3 separate regions of the Homo sapiens genome follow, and regions 2 and 3 are each linked to region 1. A link is a loop called in an ENCODE intact Hi-C map of the cell type or tissue named here. Cell type or tissue: heart right ventricle. All regions are shown on one strand.

The links. Hi-C counts contacts between places; a loop is a spot of excess contacts. Peaks named below come from ENCODE experiments on the same cell type or tissue, not always from the same donor. Only the 100,000 strongest peaks of a DNase experiment are listed, where the experiment ranks them.
Region 2: it touches region 1 in a loop (5-fold over the local background); 5 of 110 quality-filtered maps call a loop at or near these places.
Region 3: it touches region 1 in a loop (8-fold over the local background); 21 of 110 quality-filtered maps call a loop at or near these places.

What each region holds. Positions count from the first base shown.
Region 1 is chr16:28,612,107-28,620,106 of GRCh38, forward strand. LOC107984835 (a long non-coding RNA gene) reads left to right here. Exons shown (of 2, transcript XR_007065036.1): 1 at 1-527; 2 at 3,232-6,880. LOC124903674 (a long non-coding RNA gene) reads right to left here and starts at 2,425. Exons shown (of 2, transcript XR_007065047.1): 1 at 2,098-2,425; 2 at 1-1,862. It also overlaps a transcript of SULT1A1 not described here. RefSeq lists enhancers at 323-823, 1,071-1,621, 1,622-2,171, 3,160-3,734. In heart right ventricle, a CTCF peak has its summit at 3,983 (motif pointing left); a DNase peak (open chromatin) is centred at 3,955.
Region 2 is chr16:28,535,508-28,543,507 of GRCh38, forward strand. NUPR1 (nuclear protein 1, transcriptional regulator) reads right to left here and starts at 3,467. Exons shown (of 3, transcript NM_012385.3): 1 at 3,289-3,467; 2 at 2,499-2,648; 3 at 1-2,162. The coding sequence starts at 3,400. The coding sequence ends at 2,512. RefSeq lists an enhancer at 2,261-3,460. In heart right ventricle, no CTCF peak of the experiment used is centred here; DNase peaks (open chromatin) are centred at 3,554 and 7,676; H3K4me3 peaks cover 2,748 bases; H3K27ac peaks cover 2,909 bases.
Region 3 is chr16:28,487,322-28,495,321 of GRCh38, forward strand. CLN3 (CLN3 lysosomal/endosomal transmembrane protein, battenin) reads right to left here and starts at 4,753. Exons shown (of 16, transcript NM_001042432.2): 1 at 4,699-4,753; 2 at 4,393-4,514; 3 at 4,161-4,239; 4 at 1,969-2,065; 5 at 1,270-1,341; 6 at 341-420; 7 at 135-220. The coding sequence starts at 4,438. APOBR (apolipoprotein B receptor) reads left to right here and starts at 7,322. Exons shown (of 4, transcript NM_018690.4): 1 at 7,322-7,417; 2 at 7,778-8,000. The coding sequence starts at 7,361. RefSeq lists enhancers at 4,635-5,424, 4,764-4,963. In heart right ventricle, a CTCF peak has its summit at 4,216 (motif pointing right); DNase peaks (open chromatin) are centred at 4,200, 4,770 and 6,960; H3K4me3 peaks cover 3,065 bases; H3K27ac peaks cover 3,653 bases.

The DNA of each region.
Region 1 (8,000 bases):
CTGGAGGGGATTAGGGACACTGAGCTCCAGCAGGGCTATCCAGTGTGCCTGCAGAAACAAGGTTGGTCACAGGCAGCCCAGGACAGGGAGTGGGGTAGGGAGGCTGGGGCCAAAGCCCACTCACGTCTTCTAATTCCGAGTCTTCCACTATTTCCCCCGTGCTCATCCATCACAGCCAGATCAGGTCACCCAAAGCAGTGACGCCTCACAGCTACCAAGGCATGGGGCCAGAGAGAGAGACAGAGTCAGGCATCACAAGCCCCCTCCAGGCTCAGCCCTGAATACCAAGATCAGGACACGGCTGCCCCGGCCTGGATTGCACAACTGGGCACCCTCTTCCCAAAGCTGGACCAGGCTGGGGCCGGGGGACTGCACTCAGCTAGGGCATTGGCCCTCTAGGGGCAGAAGCTGCCCTGGTTCTTCCGGAAGGAACTCCTCTCACAGGCAGATCACGTGGGCTCTTAGCCAACAGCCAGGGTTGGGGCAACACAAGGGCCCCGCTTCATCCTGTCCCAGGCAGCAGGCAGGTAAGAGACAAGGAGGGAGAGGCAGCTGGCAGCAACCCCTCTATGCAGCAGGCACTGTTCCGGGCATTACACAGCTCCATCCCGTGAGGCAGAGGTGACTGTTATTTGCATCTTACAGATGAGGAAATGGAGGTGGGGGTTTAAAATCCTTGCCCCTGGGACTAAGCTGGTGCAGGTCCTGGGAGCATCAGCAGTGATTGATTGAGTCACAGCCTCACCACTGCAGCCAGACCTGAACTTCCTCACAGCTCAGCAACACCCAGCAGGTCACTGAATGTCCCCAGGGCAAGTCCTCTACTCACTCACTATTAGCGGGTGCTCAGTAGAAGGCACCCGTTTTCCATTATTTTATTAACTATTTCTTGGCTATCGTCTCTGTGCAGGACTTTGTTCTACAGCAGTGACAAGAGCTGCCCTCGGGCAATGTAGTGCAAAGGTTGGGGTGGGAGAGACTAACGAGAGTCATAAAGCACCTAGCCGGTGAGATAGTAAGTATTCAGGTAAAGAAGCAGACGGGGAAGTACACAAGAGGTGCAATTTTATTTTATATTTTTAGAGACAGTTTCTTGCTCTTTTGCCCAGGCTATAGTGCAGTGGAGCGATCAGAGCTCACTGCAGCCTCCAACTCCTGGGACCAAGCGATCCTCCCACCTCAGCCTCCCCCCGTAGCTGGGACTACAGGCATATGCCACCATGCCCGGCTTCTCAGAGCTGCAATTTTAAATCGGGAGATAGAGAAGACCTCCCTGTGGAGGTGGCAGGTTATCAAGATAGGTGTAGAGAAGAACCTTCCAGTCAAAGGGAAAAGGCAGGTCCTGCTGTGCTCAGGAATGGCCAGAAATACTATCATCCCCATCTTAGAGACGGGGACAGGGCCGCAAAAGTGTCAGGGCGTTTCCTGGCTCCTCAACAAACAGCTGGATCCGAAGTGGTCTGGGGGATGAGCCGCCCTGCCTGGGGCGGACCTCCCCTGGAGCTCAAGGGCTCGCAGGGCGCACAGGCCTCTTGGGCCCCGGGTCCGGCTCAGGCTCGGGCTTGGTGCCAGCAAAGGGACCTGCGCGGTGCCCTGGGGCCGGGGAGGCCCGAAGGCCATCGCCCGTGCGGCGCGGCGCATAGAGGTCCCGGCGGAGGTCGGGGTGCAGCGGGAGTAGGAGGCGCGCCTATGGAGGGGGTTCCAGGCCCACTCCAACAGCGGCAGGATACGGAGGAGTTAGGGCGGCTCCAGGCAGGGGGGCGGACCCCAAGCCCTTGCCCGCCTGCCGCCGCCTGGTCTCCTTCCTTACCCGAAGGGTTGCCACGGCGGGCGGGAAGCCGTGCACGACGAGCACTTTCTCCCTGGGGAGGAGAACGGGGGTGTCCCTGTGAGCCCTGCCGCGCCCAACCGCGGGTCCCCTCCAATTCCACCCGAGAGCGGGGTCCTCACTGCCGGCTTCAGCCTAGCCCCAGGCCCTGCCCCTAAATGAAGTCACGCCCCCTGCACCTGCCCACCTCAGGCCGCGCCTCCAGCCCAGGTACCCACCTGTCCCCCCTCTTCTCTCTCCTGCGCTCCATCCGACCCCAGCATGCCCACCAAGACCCCTACGCTGGCCCGCATCCTGGATCATCACCTCCGCCCCAGCCAGCTCCTCCCCGGAGTTCCACCGCCAAGATTCCCAGGGCACTGTCTCCCCGTCATGCTCCTCCTCTGTGACAGTCCCGTCCCCACCCTGGACTCCCCACCCATGTCACAGGCATGCCCTTCCCTCTCATCAGGCTTGTGCCCAGCGGGGTCCGCCTCCTCCAGGAAGCCTTCCTCCTGGCACAGAGACCCTTCCGGTCTCACCAGGAGTGCAATGGCCCGATTTGGCTCACTGCAACCTCTGCCGCTGCCCCCTGCCCCATCTTTCAAGCAATTCTCCCGCCTCAGCCTTTTGAGTAGCTGTAATTACAGGCACGTGCCACCATGCCCGACTAATTTTTGTATTTCTATTACAGACGGGGTTTCACCATGTTGGTCAGGCTGGTCTCGAACTCCTGACCTCAAGTGATCCAACCGCTTTGGCCTCCCAATGTGTTGGGTTTACAGGCTTGAGCCACCGCGCCAGGCCTGGGCCCTGCCTTTTGTGTGGCCCCCATTGTGCTGCTGGACCTGACAAGCAGGGCTGACAGTGAACCCCATATAAACGTGGCCCTGATGACGGGGGTTCAGGCCGTAGAGCAGGTAGATGCTGAAGAAGCGCCCCGGCCTAGCCGCGACTCCCGTGGAACTCTTTGAATTTTAGGAAATTCTCCTTAAACACACTTCTGGTTCAGCACCGACATCAAGAAGAGAGCCTCTCCACCACCTGCAAACTCACTTTGTCCCTCCCTGGTTCTTCCCGCTGGGCGCCCACTATGCTGCGGTCTCGCCCATCTGTAGCTGAGCCCAGCAGCCCCTGTAGGACACCTGGCCGAACGGGTCACAGTCCTGCTGGGCTCACTCGGGAGATGGAGGCTCCCAGGGGCTCCTCCAACAGCCCCAGGGCTGCTCTCTGGTCACTGCACCTGCCTGGGCTGCCACTCTGCTTCTCATCTGCACAGCAGGAGAAAAACTCCACAGAGCGTGCTGTGGGCGGGGCCGGCTGTGCAGGGAGCACCGGGTCCTTGCCCTGCCCCTGTCCTCCACACTCCCCTACAGGGACTGTGCCCCTGGCTGCATCCTGCATTTTCCTCCTTTTGTCCACAGGTATGAGGTAGATGACATTGATGAAGAAGGCAAAGCGTGAGTGTCCAGGCCAGGGCAGGGCATGGAGCCTGGGGGCAGCCTACCAGCTGGGAAGGAGCATCCCCACCCGGCCACAGGTTGACACAAGCCCCTCTACCACCAGGAGACACACCGTGAGCTTGCGCCGGATCATCCCGCTGACCCGGTGGAAGGCCAACCCCGAGACAGACCCCGAGGCCTTGTTAGTCAAGGAGAAAACCATGTTCTCAGGATGCTGTGACCTTGGTGACAGCACGGCCAACACAGGAAGCCTGGGCAACACAGGCAGTTGGGCCCGGGTGACCACTACCACCAATATGCAGAGACTGGTAGTGGCCCCGAACGTCGGGCTGCGCTGTTATTTATTGGATACAAGGCTGAAGGGTCAGGGTAAAGAATGTGAGTCACCTCCAATGATAGGTAAGGTCACGTGGGTCACGTGTCCACTGGACAGGGGGCCCTTCCCTGCCTGGCAGCCGAGGCAGAGAGGGAGAGGAGACAAAGAGAAAGACAGCTTATGCCATTATTTCTGCATATCAGGGACTATTAGTATTTTCACTAATTTACCACTGCTATCTAGAAGGCAGAGTCAGGTGTACAGGATGAAACATGAAGGTGGACTAGGAGTGTGACCACTGAAGCACAGCATCACAGGGAGACGCTGGACCACGATCCGCCTGGTAACGGGCATCTTCCCAGATGCTGGTGTCACCGCTAGACCAAGGAGCCCTCTGGTGGCCCTGTCCAGGCATAACAGAAGGCTCGCACTCCTGTCTTCCGGTCACACCTCACTATGTCCCTTCAGCTCCTATCTGTGTATGGCCTGGTTTTTCCTAGGCTATGATTATTGAGCGAGGGTTATTATAATATTGGAAGAAAAAGTAATTGCTACAAACTAATGATTAATGATATTCATATATAATCATATCTAAGATCTATATCTGGTATAACTATTCTTGTTTTATATTTTATTATACTGGAACAGATCGTGTCCTCTGTCTCTTGCCTCGGTGCCTGGGTGGCTTGCCGCCCACAATTCTCCTGACTCAGCCTCTTGAGTAGCTGGGATTACAGGCGTGCGCCACCATGCCTGGCTAATTTTTTGTATTTTTAGTAGAGACTGGGTTTCACCATTTTGGTCTGGCTGGTCTCGAACTCCTGACCTCAAGTGATCTGCTCACCTCGGCCTCTCAAAGTGGTGAGATTACAGGTGTGAGCCACCATGCCAGGCCAGTTTTATTTTTTTAAATACAGACAGGGTCTTGCTATGTTGCCCAAGCTGGTCTCGAACTCCTAACCTCAAGGGATCCTCTCGCCTCACCCTCCCAAAGTGTTAGGATTACAGGCATGAGCCACCACACCCGACGTACTTCATTATTTCTTATGTGAACTTGGCTACAATAACCCCCCACTCTGGTTTCCTCTGCTGCAATTACCTAACCGTGAAGTGCAAGATCCTCAGCTCCGGGTGTTCAACAGTCTCCAGGATCCAAACTCATTCCAAGTTGCTCAACAAATACTCTGTGAACACCAAACTGCCTGTGGTTTCTCCCCTCTGGGCATACCGTGGTGCTTTACACATTGTCAACTCTACTCAGCTCTTCTGCCCCTGGAATGACCTGTCCCCCAGTATGTGCCTAACTCCAGATCTTTTTTTTTATTTTTTATTTTTTATTTTGAGACAGGGTCTCGCTGTGTTACCCAGGCTGGAGTGCAGTGGTACAATCATAGCTTACTGCAGTCTTGACCTCCTGGGCTCAGGAGATCCTCCCACCTCAGCCTCCTGAGTAGCTGGGACTACAGGTGTGAGCCACCATGACCAGCTCATTTTTGTATTTGTGGAGATGAGGTTTCATCGTCATATTGCCCAGGCTGGTCTCAAATTCCTGAGCTCAAGCAATCTACCCACCTTGGCCTCCCAAAGTGCTAGCATTACAGGCATGAGCCACTGGTGCCTGGCCCCAGCAAGACTTCCTTGATCCCCACTCCCACACCTCCTCGCTGTGCTGAGTACCCATGGGCTCTGAGAGCATTTCTCATCGAACTCTAGTTAATGACTTGTCTATTTATCTATCTATCCCACTAGACTCTAAGTCCCTTTAGGACAGAATCTCTGTTTTATATGGTTTTTTGGGTATCTTCCACTAACACCTAGGACAGCACCTGGAAGACAGTTTCTTTTCTTTTCTTTTTTTTTTTCTTTTTGTGACGGAGTCTCCCTCTGTTGCCAGGCTGGAGTGCAGTGGCACGATCTCAGCTCACTGCAACCTCCGCCTCCCGGGTTCCAGCAATTGTCCTGCCTCAGTCTCCTGAGTAGCTGGGATTACAGGCACCCGCCACCATGCCTGGCTAATTTTTGTATTTTTAGTAGTGACGGGGTTTCACCAAGTTGGCCAGGATGGTCTCAATCTCTTGACCTAGTGATCCGCCTGCCAAAGTGCTGGGATTACAGGTGTGAGTTGTCGTGCCCGGCCGACAATTTCTTATCACAAGAAATCTTCCCAAAAAATCTCCAAATGGGCTGGGCTTTAGACTGCTGGTATACCCTCTTTCTTTTCCTGAGGGTAGATGAGACTCACTCATTGTAACCACTGTTTTTTAAAACAGTATGCAAATATTCCTGCGGTTTTGTTCATTTACAAATCCCTGCCTGAAGCTTCTTTCTTTCCCAATTCTACTTCCTGCTCTTTTTTTTTTTTTTTGAACCAGGGCCTCACTCTGTCACTCAGGCTGGTGTGCAGCGGTGCAATCACAGCTTATTGCAGCCTTGACCTCCCAGGCTTGCAATCCTCCCATCTCAGCTTCCTGAGCAGCTGGGACAACAGACGCTTGCCACTATGCCCAGCTAATTTATTTTATTTTTGTAGAGATGGGGTCTCACTGTGTTGCGCAGGCTGGTCTGAAACTGCTGAGCTCTACCGATCCTCTTGCCTCAGCCTCCCAAAATGCTGGGATTACAAGTGTGAGCCGGCTACTTCCCGCTCTTTTTTTTTTTTTTTTTTTTTTTTGAGACAGAGTCTCGCTCTGTCGCCCAGGCTGGAGTGCAGTGGCGTGATATCGGCTTAGTGCAACCTCCGCCTTCCGGGTTCAAGTGATTCTCCTGCCTCAGCCTCCCAAGTAGCTGGAACTACAGGCTCGTACCACCATGCCCTGCTAATTTTTTTATTTTTAGTGGAGACAGGGTTTCACCATGTTAGCCAGGATGGTCTCGATCTCCCGACCTTGTGATCCACCCGCCTCCACCTCCCAAAGTGTTGGGATTACAGGCGTGAGCCACCGTGCCCGGCCTAAATTTTGCACTGGACTGGACTATATATATTTGTGCCGAGCAAACAGTAAAACCGCTGATTTGTTTTGAACCTTGGAGTAACCCTTGGAAACCTTCTCCTTCACTATCAATACCTTTGTGATGTTAAAGTTCTTTTCACCAGGACTCCGCAGAATGCTCACCTGAAAACATTGGCTCTGAATGTGGGAATGATTCCATTAAGCCACTCACAGTCTACCATCCTTATTTTGCAAATAGAATCCCAAATTTACAAAATAAATTGTCCCTTTGGCTGCAAAATTTACAAAATAAATTCTGATCATTAATAAGAGTTAATATAATAAAGTCAGAAATCATTGAGAACATGGACTAAAATTCAGAGATATTATTTCATTTCTTTTTTTCTTTTTGAGATGGAGTCTTGCTCTGTTGCCCAGGCTGGAGTGCAGTGGTGAGATCTTGGCTCACTGCAACCTGTCTTCAGATTCAAGTGATTCTCCTGCCTCAGCCTACTGAGTAGCTGGGATTACAGACATACACCACCGTGCCCAGCTAATTTTTGTATTTTTAGTAGAGACAGGGTTTCACCATATTGGCCAGGCTGGTTTCAAACTCCTGACATCAAGTGATCTGCCTGCCTCAGCCTCCCAGGTGTTGGGATTAGAGGCGTGAGCCACCGTGCCCGGCCCAGAGAAAGTATTTCTTTCCAATTCATGAGAAGTATAGACACTCTTAAAGCCTCTCCTCATACATCTATCAAAATAACTTTAAGATTTCTCTGTCAAAATATTGGACCCTTCTGCCAACCAAACTGGAGCTCTAATTTAGGAATAGTTTAATAAAAATGTACTTAATGTTGAGGTGGGAGAATAACTGGAGCACAGGAGTTTGAGGCCAGCCTGTGCTACATAGTGAGACTCTGTCTCTATCAAAAAATTTAAAAATAATTAGCTGGGTGTGGTGGCACATGCCTGTAGTCTCAGCTACTCAGAAGGATGAGGTGGGAGGATCGCTTGAGCTCAGGAGGTCCAGGCTGCAGTGAGCCATGACCATGCCACTGCATTCCAGCCTGGGTGACAGAATGAGACCCTGTCTCAAAAAAAATTTTATTAAAAAATATATATATACATATATATATATAGACACACACACACACACAAAGAATCCTGATATGATTATACAAATGTATCAAATCATCACATGTATTCTGAAAATACATACATATATGTGTCAATTAAAACATTTTAAATCTTTATAAATATGTACACAGAAAGTATATATTTTTGTGGATCTATGTACATATATATACATATACACATATATACACAAAAAGTTACTGATTGTATATGTATATATATTGTATTGTATATTGTGTGTGTGTGTGTGTGTATATACACACACAAAAAGATACTGATAACATTTTCAAACGCCTGTCTTACCATATAGGTGTTCCAGAATTTCTGTTTCAGGTCCAAAAATATGT
Region 2 (8,000 bases), 77 kb before region 1:
TTTCTTTCTTTCTTTCTTTCTTTCTTTCTTTCTTTCCTTCTTTCTTTCTTTCTTTCCTTCCTTCCTTTCTTTCTTTCTTTCTTTCTTTCTTTCTTTCTTTCTTTCTTTCTTTCTTCTCTTTCTCTCTCTTTCTTCTTTTTCTCTCCTTTCTCTCTTTCTTTTCTTTCTTCCTTCCTTTCTTTTCCTTCCTTCCTTCTTTTTCTCTTTCTTTCTTTCTTTCTTTTTCAATACATGGTTTCACTCTATTGCTCAGGCTGCAGTGCAGTGGCACCATCATGGCTTACTGTAGCCTCCAACTGGGTTCAAGGGATCCTCCAACTTCAGCCTCTGAGCAACTAGGACTACAGGCATGAGCCACCATGCTTTGCTAATTTTTAAATTTTTGTAGAGACAGGGCCTTGGTATGTTGCCTAGGCTGGTCTCGAACTCCTGGCCTCAAGCGATCCTCCCTCCTTGGCCTCCCAAAGGCTGGAAGGCTGAGGTGGGCAGATCATTTGAGGCCAGGAGTTTGAGACCAGCCTGGCCAACATGATGAAACCCCATCTCTACTAAAAATACAAAAATTGGCCAGGCGTGGTGGCTGACGCCTGTAATCCCAGCACTTTGGGAGGCCAAGGTGGGTGGATCATGAGGTCAAGAGATTGAGACCATCCTGGCCAACATGGTGAAACTCTGTTTCTACTAAAAATACAAAAATTAGCCAGGCATGGTGGCAGGTGCCTGTAGTCCCAGCTACTCAGGAGGCTGAAGCAGGAGAATAGCTTGAACCCAGGAGGCGGAGGTTGCAGTGAGCTGCGATCATGCCACTGCACTCCAGCCTGAGCAACAGAGTGAGACTCTGTATCAAAAAAACAAAAAAACAAAAATTAGCCAGGCGTGGTGGTGCTCACCTGTAATCCCAGCTACTCAGGGGGCGTAGGCACGAGAATTGCTTGAACCCGGGAGGCAGAGGTTGCAGTGAGCCAAGATGGTGCCACTGCACTCTAACCTGAGCAACAGAGTGAGACTCTGTCTCAAAAAAAAAATTGTAGAGATGGGGTCTTACTATGATGCTCAGGCTGGTCTCAAACTCCTAGGCTCAAGTAATCCTCCCACTTCGGCCTCCTAAACTGCTGTGATTACAGGCATGAGCCACTGCTCCCAGACTTTAGTTTTTGTTTGTTTGTTTGTTTTGAGACAGAGTCTCCCTCTGTCACCCAGGCTGGAGTGCAATGGCACGATGTCGGCTCACTGCAACCTCTACCTCCTGGGTTCAAGCGATTCTACTGCCTCAGCCTCCTGAGCAGCTGGGATTACAGGCACCTGCCACCATGCTTGGCTAATTTTTGGTATTTTTAGTGGAGATGGGGTTTCACCATGTTGGTCAGGCTGGTCTTGAACTCCTGACTTTGTGATCCACCCACCTCGGCCTCCCAAAGTGCTGGGATTACAGGCGTGAGCCACTGCCCCCGGCCCTGGCTTTTAATATTTTAAATCTCAGTTTTCTCTGACTTTTAGATGGCACTCATAAGTAGCGTTCCCGTCTATGAACAGGACACAATCAACAAAAACAGGTGCTGGGGAGGGCCGTGTTTCATGGGCAGTATCGCAAAAAAGCAGAAGAAATTCCTTTCCACTACGTAGGAGCCCACAGAAATGTATGCACTAAAATATATGCAAGCAAAAGCAAACAAACCAAAAGCTGCATTCACAGCGTAGACCCTGCAAGAGCAGGAACACTCCCTGCCCCAGATACATACACCAAACACAAATACACATCAAAGATGCTCTCTCAGGCTCATGAATGTGCAGGCACAGGCAAGCACACACATGCCCGAACAAAAACACACAAAGAACAAGGATGAACACACACCCAAGCTGTGGCTGCCGTGCGTGTCTATTTATTGTTGCTGCCACCCTGGAGGAGCCCCAGTTTCTTCTGTAGCTTTCTTTTCTGGGGGATCTTCCTGGCTCTGCCCCTCCATTCCCAGCCTCTCACTCCCCATCTTGCACTTTTGCTAGGGTTGGAGGCGCTTTCCTGGTAGCCCCTCAGAGACTCAGTCAGCGGGAATAAGTCCTAGGGGTGGGGGGTGTGGCAAGCCGGCCTGGATCCTGTCCTGGGTCCTCCTTCCTCCGCAGTCCCGTCTCTATTGCTGGGTGTAGTGTCCATGGTCTGGCCTCATCTGGGGGGTGAGGAAAAGCAGGTGGTAAAAGGGACAGAGATCTGGGTTCTAATTCTGCCTCTCCCACTCACTTGATTTGTGACTCCAGGGAAGGACCCACCCTCTCTATCCTCAATTTCTGTCTCTGTAAGTCAAATTTCCCTTCAATTGGAAAGGTTCTGTGTTCCCACTTTGCTCTGGCCACTAGGAAACTCACAATCAAACATATGTCTCGTTTTATTCTGCATCAAGACAACAGTTGCCTGATCCCTCCTCCCCACCCAATCACACACCTTCCGGCCTGTCCTTCATGGCAGAAGCACCACCTTGAGCTCTCTGGGCCCCCCGACTCCTTACCTCCAGCTCTGTCTCAGCGCCGTGCCCCTCGCTTCTTCCTCTCTGAATTCTGCAGCTTGGTCACCAGTTTCCTCTCGTGCCCGCCAGGGCTGGGGCGGTTGGTGTTGGCAGCAGCTTCTCTCTTGGTGCGACCTTTCCGGCCTCCACCTCCTGTAACCAAGGCAGGAGTCAGAGGTGAAGTGGGCATAGGCATGATGAGAGGCCCTGTCAGAGGAGAGGCAGGGGTTCAGGGTTGTGGGGATGGGAAGAGCAGGGAGAAGCCTGCTGCTTCCCCTCTGTGGAATGTGGGACCCCAGATGTGTGTGAGGTCCCAGGCTGAGTAACATAGCACTCCTGGGATAAGGGATTAGACAGGGGTGACGTGAGGGTCCAAGGAACAGGTTGGCTAGAAAAGGGTGAGTGGGCTGGGCAGGGTGGCTCACTCCTGTAATCTCAGCACTTTGGGAGGCCAAGGCAGGAGAATTGCTTGAGCCCAGGAATTTGGGATCAGCCTGGGAAACATAGTGAGACCCCATCTCACCACTGCAGGTGGTGTACACCTGAAGTTCCAGCCACTCAGGAGGCTGAAGCAGGAGGATCACTTGAGCCCAGGAGTTCGAGGCTGCGGTGAGTTGTTTGAGTTGTTGTGATCACACTACTGCACTCCAGCCTGGGTGACAGAGTGACTCTCTCAAAAAAAAAGAAAGAAAGAAACGAAGAGGAAAGGAAAGGAAATGAGAGGAAACAAGAGGGGTGGGTCCTGATTTCGGGAGAGGAGGAAGGACCGTGGAGATGGCTGAGTGGGCCTTACCGAGGTAGGAATGGGCCAGGCTATAGAGGTCAGATTCATCCAGGCTGGAGTCCTCGTCCTCCGGGCCTGGGGGCTGCTGGGGGGCGCTGGTTGCTGGTGGGAAGGTGGCCATCGTGCCTGGCTTGTCTTCCCTGCCTCTCTTCTTCTCCTAACGCTTTGTCTGTCTCTGCTTTCCTGGCCCCGGGCCTCTCCACTCCCTCAGCTTATAAGGCTGTGTCTCCTCCTCAGACCACAGTCTGGCTCCAGCCCATCAGGCCCTGTCTGATGCAATCTGGCCCCTTCCCAAAATCCAGCCCAGTAAACACAGTCATGAGACGGGAAGAGTCGGTCCCTGAGTCCAGCCCAACTCACCTCCTCCCTCCCAGGCTCACCCAGCTGGATATTTTCCATAGAGGAGGTCCCGCTTCTCGGCAGAAAGCAGGGAAGAGGCAGGATCTGGGCTAAAACACTCGTTGGGATCATGGCCTCACCTGATCGAGGGCTTCACCTGGGCCTGGGATGACGGCCACACAGCTAACCCCGGCACCCCAATTCTCGCTGAGATGCAGGACGTGAGGAAGGAGGGGGAAGGGATATCAGCACACTTGTGCCAGGGACAAGTCAGTGGCTTCCACCCAGTCACACTCAACATCTTGCTTGTCTTCTTTTTTTTTTTTGAAATGGAGTCTCTGTCGCCCGGCTGGAGTGCAGTGGTGTGATCTTGGCTCACTGCAACCTGCAACCTCCTCCTCCCAGGTTCAAGCAATTCTCCTGGCTCAGCCTCCCGAATAGCTGGGATTATAGACATCTGCCACCATGCCTGGCTAATTTTTGTATTTTTAGTAGAGATGGGGTTTCACCATGTTGGACAGGCTGATCTTGAACTCCTGACCTCAAGTCATCTGCCTGCCTCGGCCTCCCAAAGTGCTGGGATTACAGGCATGAGCCACACCCTTTTTTTTCTTTTTTCTATGAGAAACATCTTGGAAAACCCCTTAATATCCTGAAACAGGGTCCCCAGTAATGTAATCTCCCTCACCTAGGAGGAGGGTGGCAGAGGGTTGGAGAGTTCAGGGTCTGGAGCCAGTTGCCCTCAGTTCAATCCCCTGACCCACCACTTTCCGTGTGACCTTGGGCGAGTCCCTTCACCTCTCTGTGCCTTGGTTTCCAATTCTGTAAAATAAGGATGATAATAATTGTATCTTCTTCCTAGAGTTGGGGAGAGGATCAAATGAGATAATGTTTGAAAGACACATGCTACAGTGCCCGGTGACAGAGGGAGACCCTGTCTCAAAAACAAATTATAATAAAATAATATGTATTTCAAAATATGGATGTACTGAGGCAGAAGACACAATGAGGCCGAGCGTGGTGGCTTATGCCTGTAGTCCCAGCACTTTGGGAGATCCACAAAGTGGGTGGATCACCTGAGGTCAGGAGTTCAAGACCAGCCTGGCCAACATGGCGAAATCCCATCTCTACTAAAAATACAAAAATTAGCCTGGTGTGGTGGCAAGTGCCTGTAATCCCAGCTACTCAGGAGGCTGAGGCAGGAGAATCGCTTGAACCTGGGAGGGAGAGGTTGTGGTGAGCTGAGATCGAGCCACTGCACTCCAGCCTCAGCAACAGAATGAGACTGTGTCTGAAAACAAAAACAAAAACACAAAAAGCTGAACTTCTGCTTGTGTTTCTCCCTTGCCTGAGCCGGAATTGAATTTAGCCTTTGTTTTCCCAGATTTGGATGATGTATGAGTTCCTTAACACCCAGGAAATGAAAGTGAAGACAGGATACTTGAATGAAAACAGGATTGGGCCAATAATAACAGACCAGGTGATCAGAGAAAGAGGAAAATAATCTTAAATTAAGCAAAGATTGGCCTAGTGCGGTAGCTCATGCCTGTAATTCCAGGGCTCTGGGAGGGTAAGCTGGGAGGATTGCTTGAAGCTGGGAGTTCAAGGCCAGCTTGGGCAATAGAGCAAGACTCCATCCTTTTTTTGTTGGTTTGTTTGTTTTTGTTTTGAGACAGAGTCTCACTCTGTCACCAGGCTGGAGTGCAGTGGTATGATCTCGGCTCACTGCAACCTCCGCCTCCTGGGTTCAAGTGATTCTCCTGCCTCAGCCTCCTGAGTAGCTGGGATTACAGGCTTGTGCCACCACGCCCGGCTAATTTTTATATTTTTAGTAGAGACGGGGTTTCACCACGTTGGCCAGGCTGGTCTCGAACTCCTGACCTCAGGTGATCTGCCCGCCTCGGCCTCCCAAAGTGCTGGGATTACAGGCGTGAGCCACCTGGCCAGTATCTTTTTTATTTGTTTGCTTTACCATTATTTGTCCCCACTGGCATGCAACCGTTGGTTTAGTTTAGTTAATGGTTAAAGGAGTAGGCTCTGGAACAGGGCTTCTCAGGTCTAAAGCTTGGTTCTGCCCCCTAGTTAGCTGTGTGCTCTTAGACAAGCTTAGTCTGCATGTTTGTTTACTCGTCTATACAGTGGGATTAATGGCACCTAGGCTGGATAAGGTGAGGCACACCTGCAATCCCACTGTTTTGAAAGGCTGAGGTGGAAGGATCACTTGAGGTCAGGAGTTTGAGGCTGCGGTGAGCTATGATCGTGCCACTGCACTCGAAAAAGAAAAAGAAAAGAAGGTTGGGGCCGGGCACGGTAGCTCACACCTGTAATCCCAGCACTTTGGGAGGCCGAGGTGGGTGGATCACGAGATCAGGAGTTCGAGACCAGCCTAGCTAAAATGGTGAAACCCCGTCTCTACTAAAAATACAAAAATTACCTAGGCGTGGTGGTGTGTGCCTGTAATCCCAGCTACTCAGCAGGCTGAGGCAGTAGAATCGCTTGAACCCAGGAGGCAGAGGTTGCGGTGAGCTAAGATCGCGCCACTGCACTCCAGCCTGGACGACAGAGTGAGACCCGGTCTCAAAAAAAAAAAAAAATGCTTAGCGCAGTGCCTAGAAGATAATCAGTGTGCAATAAATGCTTGCTATTTTAATTATCATTATTCTCGGGGCAGGAATCTTGCCTGCCATATTGTATCCTCAATGCCTGGCACTCAGTCTGAGCTCAGTAAATGTCTAGTTGAATACATGAGGCTCTGCTAAGATCAGTGTTGCTTGCTCAGCTTCCACCTGCTCTGCAATGCAGGAACTGAGAGGCGAATTGTAGCCTCACAGGGGACCACAGAAACACTGTGATTGTCCCAGATGGAGCCAGGGAAGGAGGTCTCCCTGGCCTTGATCTTACAGGTGCTGGAAGAAAGAAGCCTATGAGAGAAGGAGGAAGGGCATGGTGGCTCACGCCTGTAATCCCAGCACTTTGGGAGGCCGACGAGGTTGGGTGGGTCACCTGAGGTCAGGAGTTGGAGACCAGCCTGGCCAACATGGTGAAACCCCGTCTCTACTAAAAATACAAAAATTAGCCGGGTGTGGTGGCGGGCACCTGTAGTCCCAGCTGCTGGGGAGGCTGAGGCTGGAGAATGGCATGAACCCGGAAGGCGGAGCTTGCAGTGAGCCCAGATCGCGCCACTGCACTCCAGCCTGGGCGACAGAGCGAGACTCCATCTCAAAAAACAAAACAAAACAAAAAAAAGGGCCAGGCGCGGTAGTTCACGCCTGTAATCCCAGCACTTTGGGAGGCCGAGGCGGGTGGATCACCAGGTCAGGAGTTCAAGACCAGCTTGGCCAACATGGTGAAACTCCGTCTTTACTAAAAATACAAAAATTAGCTGGGCGTGGAGGCATGCACCTGTAATTCAAGATACTCGGGAGGCTGAGGCGGAAGAATCTCTTGAACCCAGGAGGCAGAGGTTGCAGTGAGCCGAGATCACGCCATTGTACTCCAGCCTGCTGGAACCCCTCTAGCATGGATCTGCAGGGCTCTAGACGTGGCTCCATCTAGACGTAGAGGTGTGCTTTTTGTTACAGGAACAGCAGATTTGTATGCCTGCTGCCCTGTCACAGCCCTATTACACTGGACAGCAGGGATGCAGTAGAGAGAGTTTCATGATCACAGGGCACTGTGCAAGGGGATAGGAGGAGACCTGCGAATGCATCTCCCCAGGGAATTCTGGGATGGGGCTTTTAAGGGGATTATGGAGGGTGAGAGGCTAGAAAATTGGGGTCATTGGTCAGAGCAAGGGAAATGAAATCATCATGATGTGAAAAAGACATTTTTGGGGAGTTAGCTCCTGGTGGGGTCCTTCAGGCTGGCGGAGTCAGTCGCTTCACCGGCACGCAGGACCTGAAGGAATTTCTCAAAAGTAACATTTAATGTTTCATAACGTTCAAGTTGCTATCTCTAGTGCAGTTAAGGGGAACTATGATCTTGTAACCAGGTCTACGTGATTCTAGAACAGCAGGCACCAGACAACTAAGAGGAAGCAGATCAGGGGGCAGCTGACCTCATGATCAGCGCTGGGTGTGCTGCAAGCCTGGCTTGTTTCCATTTCTCCTCTCTGTTCTCTGATTAATTGCATGAGGTTTACAGGGATGGTTTCATTTTCCCATCCTCAAGCCTCCAGGTGCATGTAAAATCTGCCACGAGGAAGTTTATTTTCTTCCTGCTTAGAGTTACACCTTCGTGACGTTGCTAGGCACACCTATGACAACCCAGCGCCATCAGCTTGGAGTAAACGCAGAGGGCTGGGAGCTCCCAGGAGGGCACCTAACCTCTCTGGAGATAGGGAGATGAAGGCACACTTCCTGGAGGAGGTGAAGCTTGTTTTC
Region 3 (8,000 bases), 120 kb before region 1:
GCTGATAGCCCTAGCAGGCTTCTAAGGGTGACAGAATGAATCCCTTTCCTCTGGGAGGCTGGGGAGACTCTTCCCACAAATGCTCTGATGTGGTTCCTCGGGGCTCCCCATCTGACACAGAACCACACACTCACCACACAGGCTGGTCCCCACAGAATGAGAAAAGGCAACCAGGACGAAGCTTCCAGCAGCACAAATCCCACTGACGAGAACCCGGGGGCTGAGGGGGTGAGAAGGGAAGGGAGGGGGAAGGTCGGTCTCTACTCTCAGCATCTCAGCCATCCCAGCCTCCCCTTTCTCAGCTCCTGCCCACCCTGCCTCCCACTACCCTCACCCAGACCTGTAGGGCAGCAGGTGAAGGCCAAGAGGAGCCAACAATTTGATGACGAGTGTGGGGAGGATGTCCGCCAGGAGCACAGCCTGGGACAGGAGAATAGAGTGAGACCGCAGAGCTTCCAGGGGACAACCCTCCCAACCACGTGGCCAAGGAGAGGCAGGAGCTGGCCAAACAGGCCTGCTACAAACACAGGCTCTGGAGTCAGGCACGCCTGGGTTCAAGTCTCAGCTCTCCCACTCCTTAGTTGTGTGTCAAGAGTTTATACTCTCTGAGCTTCAGTTTCCTCATCTGGAAAATGGGAATATCATAGCACCTAGCTCACAGGACTGCTGTGTGGCTTAAATGAGCTAATATATGGTGCAGACAGAAAGGACTCAGAAACTATATATATATATATTTTGAGAGTGAGTCTCATTCTGCCACCCAGGCTGGAGTGTAGTGGCTCGATCTTGGCTCACTACAACCTCCACCTCCTGGGTTCAAGTGATTCTCCTGCCTCAGCCTCCTGAGTAGCTGGGATTACAGGCGTGCACCACCATGCCTGGCTAATTTTTGTATTTTTAGTACAGATGGGGTTTCACCATGTTGGCCAGGCTGGTCTTGAACTCCTGGTCTCAAGTGATCCATCCGCCTCAGCCTCAGAAATTATATTAAGGTCTCAATTATTTTATATATATATATTTTTTAATTTTTTTCTTTAAGATGGGGGTCTCACTATACTGCCCAGGCTGGTCTCAAACTCCTAGGCTCAAGTGATCCTCCCACCTTGGTCTCCCAAAGTGCTGGGATTACAAGTGTGAGCCAGTGCGCCCAGCCCAGGTCTCAACTGTTTTAATCATGACAGTCCCAGCTGGGTAGTGAAGGGCTGGGAGTGGGGTCTATAGACCCAGGGGCCCTGGGTCAGGCAAGGACCAGGTGAGATGAGTACGCACAGCCGTAGAGACAGAGTTGCAGTCAAATCGTGATGAGCTGTTGTGGGGGATCGGCGTTGGGCCTGGGTCCACCTAATGGGAGAAAAGCATGTCTTTCACCCTGGAGGCAGAGGGATAGACACACAGAGCCTGGCTCCCGTCCCAGCTCTGCCTTCACTTGAAGGATGGCTTTGGGTCAGCAGTGACTGACTTCTCAGGACCTCAGCGTCTCTGCATGCACAATGAAGAGGGGGTTTCCATATGAGTCTCACACTACTAGACCACAGGCCACAGATGGCCCTGTAAATGGACTTTGTTTAGATAACACATTCAAGAGCTTTCTTTTTTTTGAGATGGTGTCTCACTCTGTTGCCCAAGCTAGAGTGCAGTGGTGTGATCTTGGCTCATTGCAACTTCCACCTCCTGGCTTCAAGCAATTCTCCTGCCTCAGCCTCCTGAATAGCTCAGACTACAGGTGTGTGCCACCACACCCAGGTAGTTTTTGTATTTTTAGTAGAGTCGGAGTTTCACCATGTTGGCCAGGCTGGTCTCGAACTCCTGACTTCAAGTGATCCGCCCGCCTCAGCCTCCCAAACTGCTGGGATTACAGGTGTGAGCCACTGTGCCCAGCCAGAGACTGGAAACTTTACCCCACCTTGTCCCACCCCCTCATCTTCCCACAGGGACTAACCATGGTGGTGGTGGTAGAGAGTCACTTACATGGCTCTGGTTTCCCGATGTCCTCTTGTGGCTAAGGATGTCGTGGGCGGCACTCAGCATCACCACATAAGAGAAGTTGTTGCAAAGGCCCAGCAGCCTGGAAGGAGCAGGACAGGTCTCAACTCCCTCCTCATCCTGCAGCCATCTGTAGCCTTTGTGCCAAACCTTCCCTTACCTGTGCCCTTCAATCAGCCCCCTCTTTTTTTTCCCTCTATCACCAGATCCCATCCTCATTCAATGTTGGGGTCAAAAATACAGGCTTTGGTGCTTGGGCAAGATAGTGAGACCCCCATCTCTACAAAAAATTTAAAAATTAGCCAGGTGTGGTGGCTTGCACTGTAGTCCCAGCTACTTGGGAGGCTGAGGTGGGAGGATTGCTTGAGTCCAGGAGTCAGAGGCTGCAGTGAACTGTGATCATGCCACTGCACTCTAGCCTGGGTGACAGAGCAAGACCCTGTCACAAAAATAAAAAATAAAAAGGAAGAGGCCGAGTGCAGTGGCTCACACCTGTAATTCCAGCACTTTGAGGGGCCGAGGCGGGCGGATCGCCTGAGGTCAGGAGTTCGAGACCAGCCTGAGCAATATGGAGAAACCCCGTCTCTACTAAAAAATACAAAATTAGCTGGGCGAAGTTGCACATGCCTGTAATCCTAGCTACTCAGGAGGCTGAGGCAGGAGAACCACTTGAACCCGAAAGGCGGAGGTTGCAGTAAGCCGAGATTGTGCCATTGCACTCCAGCCTGGGCTACAAGAGCGAGACTCTATCTCAAAAAAAAAAAAAAAAAAGGAGAGTGGTCACAGAGAGTTTCTGGGAGAGGCCTTGGAGGCTGGAAGTGAATCCAAGTCTGTGATCCCAAAGCCCCTATGTCAGGGCGGGGCACGGTGGCTCACGCCTGTAATCCCAGCACTTTGGGAAGTGGAGGCAAGCGGATCACCTAAGGTCAGGAGTTCTAGACCAGCCTGACCAACATGGTGAAATCCTGTCTTTACTAAAAATACAAAAAATTAGCTGTGTCTGGTGGCACGCACCTGTAATCCCAGCTACTCGGGGAGCTGAGACAGGAGAATAGCTTGAACCTTGGAGGTGGAGGTTTCAGTGAGCCGAGATTGTGCCACTGCTCTCCAGCCTGGGTGATAGAGTGAGACTCTGTCTCAAAAATAAAATAAAATTAAAAAAAAAAAAAAAAAAAGCTGGGCGCGGTGGCTCACACCTGTAATCCCAGCACTTTGGGAGGCCGAGGCGGGCGGATCACGAGGTCAGGAGATCGAGACCATCCTGGATAACGCGGTGAAACCCCATCTCTACTAAAAATACAAAAAAATAGCCGGGCGTGGTGGCAGGCGCCTGTAGTCTCAGCTACTCCGGAGGCTGAGGCAAAAGAATGGTGTGAACCTGGGAGGCGGAGTTTGCAGTGAGCCGAGATTGCGCCACTGCACTCCAGCCTGGAGGACAGAGAGAGACTCCGTCTCAAAAAAAAAAAAAAAAAAAAAGGTTCAGGCCCGGCATGGTGGCTCATGCTTGTAATCTCAGCACTTTGGAAGGTTGAGGTAGGAGGATCACTTGAGGCCACGAGTTTGAGACCAGCCCAGGTCCCATAGTGAGACCCCCATCTCTATAAAAAAATATAAAAATTAGGCAGATGCGGTGGTGCACACCTGTAGCCACACCTACTTGGAGGCTGAGGTGGGAGAATCACTTGAGCCCAGGAGTTCCAGGCTGCAGGGAGCTGTGATTGCACTACTGCATTCCAACCTGGGAAACAGAGCAAGACCCTGTCTCAAAAAGAAAAAAAAATAAGATAAAATAAAATAAATTAAAAAAATAAAAAAGTTTTAGTAGTGATGCATTTATTTAAACGTTCACTAGGAAAACGCTGGTTTTCCAAGTGGAGTCGTGATTTAAAGTTTTCTTTTTAAAAATATGTGCACTAAAAAACGTTAAGGCTGAATTGGCTGGAAGAAAAAAGTAAATAATCCTACAGGTGGTAGGTATGAGGATCTTGCTAAATCCGGAAGGTGATAAGGAGTGAAGTTTGGAAATTTTACATGCTGCCCCTGGGGCAAACCAGTGGATTCAGTAAATATTTGTGGGTTCAGCTCCTTTGCGCAGCTTAACTCTTTCTTCCCCCTTTCCTCCGGTCACTTCCCTCTTCTCATGCCATTGTCACTCGCTGAAGTCTCAGGCCACTCACCAGAAGCCCACCGCGTTCTTCCAATGCGCGCCCTGATGGTCCAACAGAGGGAGCCGGGGCTCCGGGACGGTCTCCTCCCCTGGGAGAGCGAGAAGAGGGCATGACCCCCACCTACTCTCAGGTGCACGACCGCTCCTTGCGTGTCCTCCCGGGGCCGAGTCAGCTCTCATTCCCCTCAGGTGGGCTGCGAGCCAGAGGTGGTCGTTCCATGAGGGTGGGCGGGAATACTCACCCTCGGAATCCGAAAAGCGCCGCCGCGAGCCTGCACAGCCTCCCATCGCATCAAGTTCAGGTCCCCCGAGGGTCCAGGGTCATAGAGTGTCCAAAGGGGGCTCCCACGGGAGGGATGAGGGTCTGCGACAGGTGACAAGGATCAACGCCCGATTGCCGGTCCCAGCTCCGGCTTGTCTAGGGCACTCGCGCCCCGCGATCCATCAAGGAAGCTGGGGGCTCCATCTCGAGCGCCCTACGACCCACCACGCCCCACCCATCGTACTCTCCCCCGCCCCGTCTACAGCAGGGACCCTGAGGCCTGTACCTTTAAGAGCAGCAGAATGTTCTGCACTATGCAGAGGCCGTTTGTCGGATCACGTGACAGCACCCGCGTGTTCCCCCATCACGTGCTCAGAGGTTTTCCCTACTTCCGGGTCCTCTCTGTCTTCGCTTTGGGCCTTCTCGGCTTCGGAGCGTGAAAAAGGGAGGGGCTGGAGAACCCTGGAACCGCAGGTTTTAAACTGGAGCGGGTGGGAGCAGCAAGCAGAGCCGTGACCTTAGATCAGTGGCGCCCAAGACCGAGACAGTAGCCTGCCAGCACCAGTTATGACTGTGGGAGGCTTCAGCTCCTTTCCTTCAGCACTCACTTGCCAGAAACAAATATGGCCACCTGCCTACTCCCTTTTTTTTTTTTTTTTTTTTGAGGCAGGACTGTTTCTGGTTGCGAACAAAGACGACCAGCTTCAGGTCATTCTTATCCCCATCTGTTGACCTTACAAATTGTTTTAGAGACCTAAGTAAACATAACACTCATCTAAAGGGATTTCGTGAATGATCTATTGGCAGTATCCAAGATGTTAAGAGATCCCTATTTCCAAATTATCCTAGAACCAAAAAATATCACAGCACTTCAACCCCTGGTGTTACAGATGAGAAAACCAAGGTACAAATATATATATATATATATATAACAAAATTAGCCGGGCATGGTGGCGCATTCCTGTAGTCACAGGTACCTTGGAAGCTGAGGTGGGAGGATCACTTGTGCCCAGGAGGTTGAAGCTACAGTGAGCTATGATCACGCCACTGCACTCCAGCCTGGGTGACAGAGTGAGATCCTGTCTCAAAAAAAGAAAAAGTAAAAAATAAAATAAAAAAAATATATGTATATGAAAAAAATTGGAAAGTTGCTGACAATCATTCATACAATGTTAGACCTAAAGGTGACCTTAGAGACCTGTATGGTGATAAGAAATAGAGCACCAGAGGCAGGGAGCCATTGGGTTGGCTCCAGGCTGCTGCAGGATTCCTGCCTCCATCAAAGGTGGTGCTTAGACCAGATTTTTTTTTTTTTTTTGACAGGGTTTTGCTCTGTTGCCCAGGCTGGAGTGCAGTGGCAGGATCTTGGTTTGCTGCAACCTTGACCTCCCAGGCTCAGGTGATCCTCCCACCTCAGCCTCCCGAGTAGCTGGGACAGCAGGTGCGCACCACTGTGCCCAGCTAATTTTTGTGTTTTTTGTAGAGACTGGATTTTGCCACGTTGCCCAGGGTGGCCTCAAACTCCTGAGCTCAAGCAATCCACCTGCCTTGGCTTCCCAAAGTGCTAGGACTACAGGCGTGAGCCACTGCACCTGGCCAGACTAAATGATTTTAAGGCCTAAGATTCTGATGCTGTGATTTCATAGAATTGCCCTAATTGGAATAGGAAAGTGGGGCTGGGGAGGGGAGAAGGAGGGTATGGGGAAGAGAAGTAGAGCAAGGTCACTTTATGTAGTTCCAAATAAGGAATCATACCCTTACCTTCTTCTAGGTGGAAAGCGGCATCCTGCATTCTCTTCTTGTCCTTGGCCTCATCTCTGCTATGGGCTGTGCCACCTCTATATGCTCTTTCTCACCACCAGGCCTTCAGAATGCAGTTGGAAATGTGCCCTCTCGTCTGGGTGTGGTGGCTCATGCCTGTCATCCCAGCACTTTGGGAGGCCAAGGTGGGCAGATCACCTGAGGTCAGGAGTTCGAAACCAGCCTGGCTAACATGGTGAAACCCTGTCTCTACTAAAGATACAAAAATTAACCAGGTGTGGTGGCACGCACCTGTAATCCCAGCTACTCGGGAGGCTGAGGCAGGAGAATCACTTGAACCCAGGAGGCAGAGGTTGCAGTGAGCTGAGACTGCGCCACTACACTCCAGCCTGGGTGACAGAGTGAGACTGTCTCAAAAAAAAAAAGAAAAGAAAAGAAAAGAAATGTGCCCTCTCTAGTGTGCCTCCCAGGTCACTCAGCTGATGGAAAATGGAATCCTACTAACGTGCAGGGCTCTAGAAATTCAGCAGCGTTTCATACATGGCATCTGCCATCAAGGAAGTCACAGGAAGGTGGGAGGCAGACACAGATATCCACAATATAAAGTTTAGCCAAGTTCTTTTTTGCAAGCCTAATCATAGGTGAGGGGATGCACCCCAGAGCCACCAATCCGGCCCCTTCCGCCCCTGGGGGAAGCATTAATGACGCCGAAATGTGTCAGAGCTCCCACCAGCCCCCTCTTCACTGCTACTCTTTCTTCCCAGGCAAAACAGGAACCACAAACCCCAGCTTCCTCTTGCAGAGTGGCTGTGGCTTGTAGGGGAGGCAGAAATGGCTGAGGTGCGGATACGAGACCTGAGTCACTTGAGCTGCTGTTGCCACATGTCCCCTCCCTCTCCCCCTCCCCAGTTCTAAGGTCTCCTGCTCCCACTTTGTCCTTTCTGGCCTCTTGCTTGTCCTTTATTTCCAAATGTGCACCTGAGTCCCCTGTGTGATGTACACCCATTTCCCGGGCTGCAGTGGGGGCTACTGTGGGCATCAGGGGCCGTGGGCAGGGCCTGGGGTGGGGACGCATCAGGGAGACAGGGGAAGAGGAAGTGCCTTTGGTCCTGGGGAAGGTTGGCTTGTCTTGGTGGGTGGGGACGGTCATTATCAGCTTTCTGGACACACAGACAGAGACAGACAGGATGGACTTCCTCCGGCTATACCTCCCTGGGCTGCACCAGGCCTTGAGGGGGGCACTGGTGAGAAGGGCAGACAGCTGCCAGATACTTGCACCCCATTCCCTGGGGCCTCACTTCCGGGCACCTCCCCTGGGGCCTCACCTTTCCCCTCCTCCTTCTGATCTCCTCAAACTGGAGATTGCTTTCTCAGGTTCAGGCAGACTCCTGGCCTAATATTTTCTGAATTTCAGTCCCCACCTCCAACCATGCGTCCTCGTACCCCTAATCGATGCCCCTTCTGGCTCCTTCTGCAAATCCTCTTCTTCTCCTTTCAGATCCCAGTACCCTCTTCCTTAACCTGGGCTCCTCCAGCCAGGGCCCCCAGGGAAAGGGCTGGGACTCTCCTCAATGACTCTCCCCTCTCTCTCTCTTTTTTCCTAGGATTCCCTCGGCACCTTTGTCTCCTACCTCCTGGGAGATGCAGTCCCCACTGTAGAGCGGGAGGCGCAGGCGGCTGAGGAACTGGGGGTGGTGGCGGTGGGAAAGACAGGGAAGATTGTAGAGGAGGAAGCCCAGGAGGACCTGGAGGGCCTTAGAGGCAGCCAAAACGAGGGGGCTGGAAGGCTGAGAGGGCCTGGAGATGACAGAAGACATGAAGTGGGGA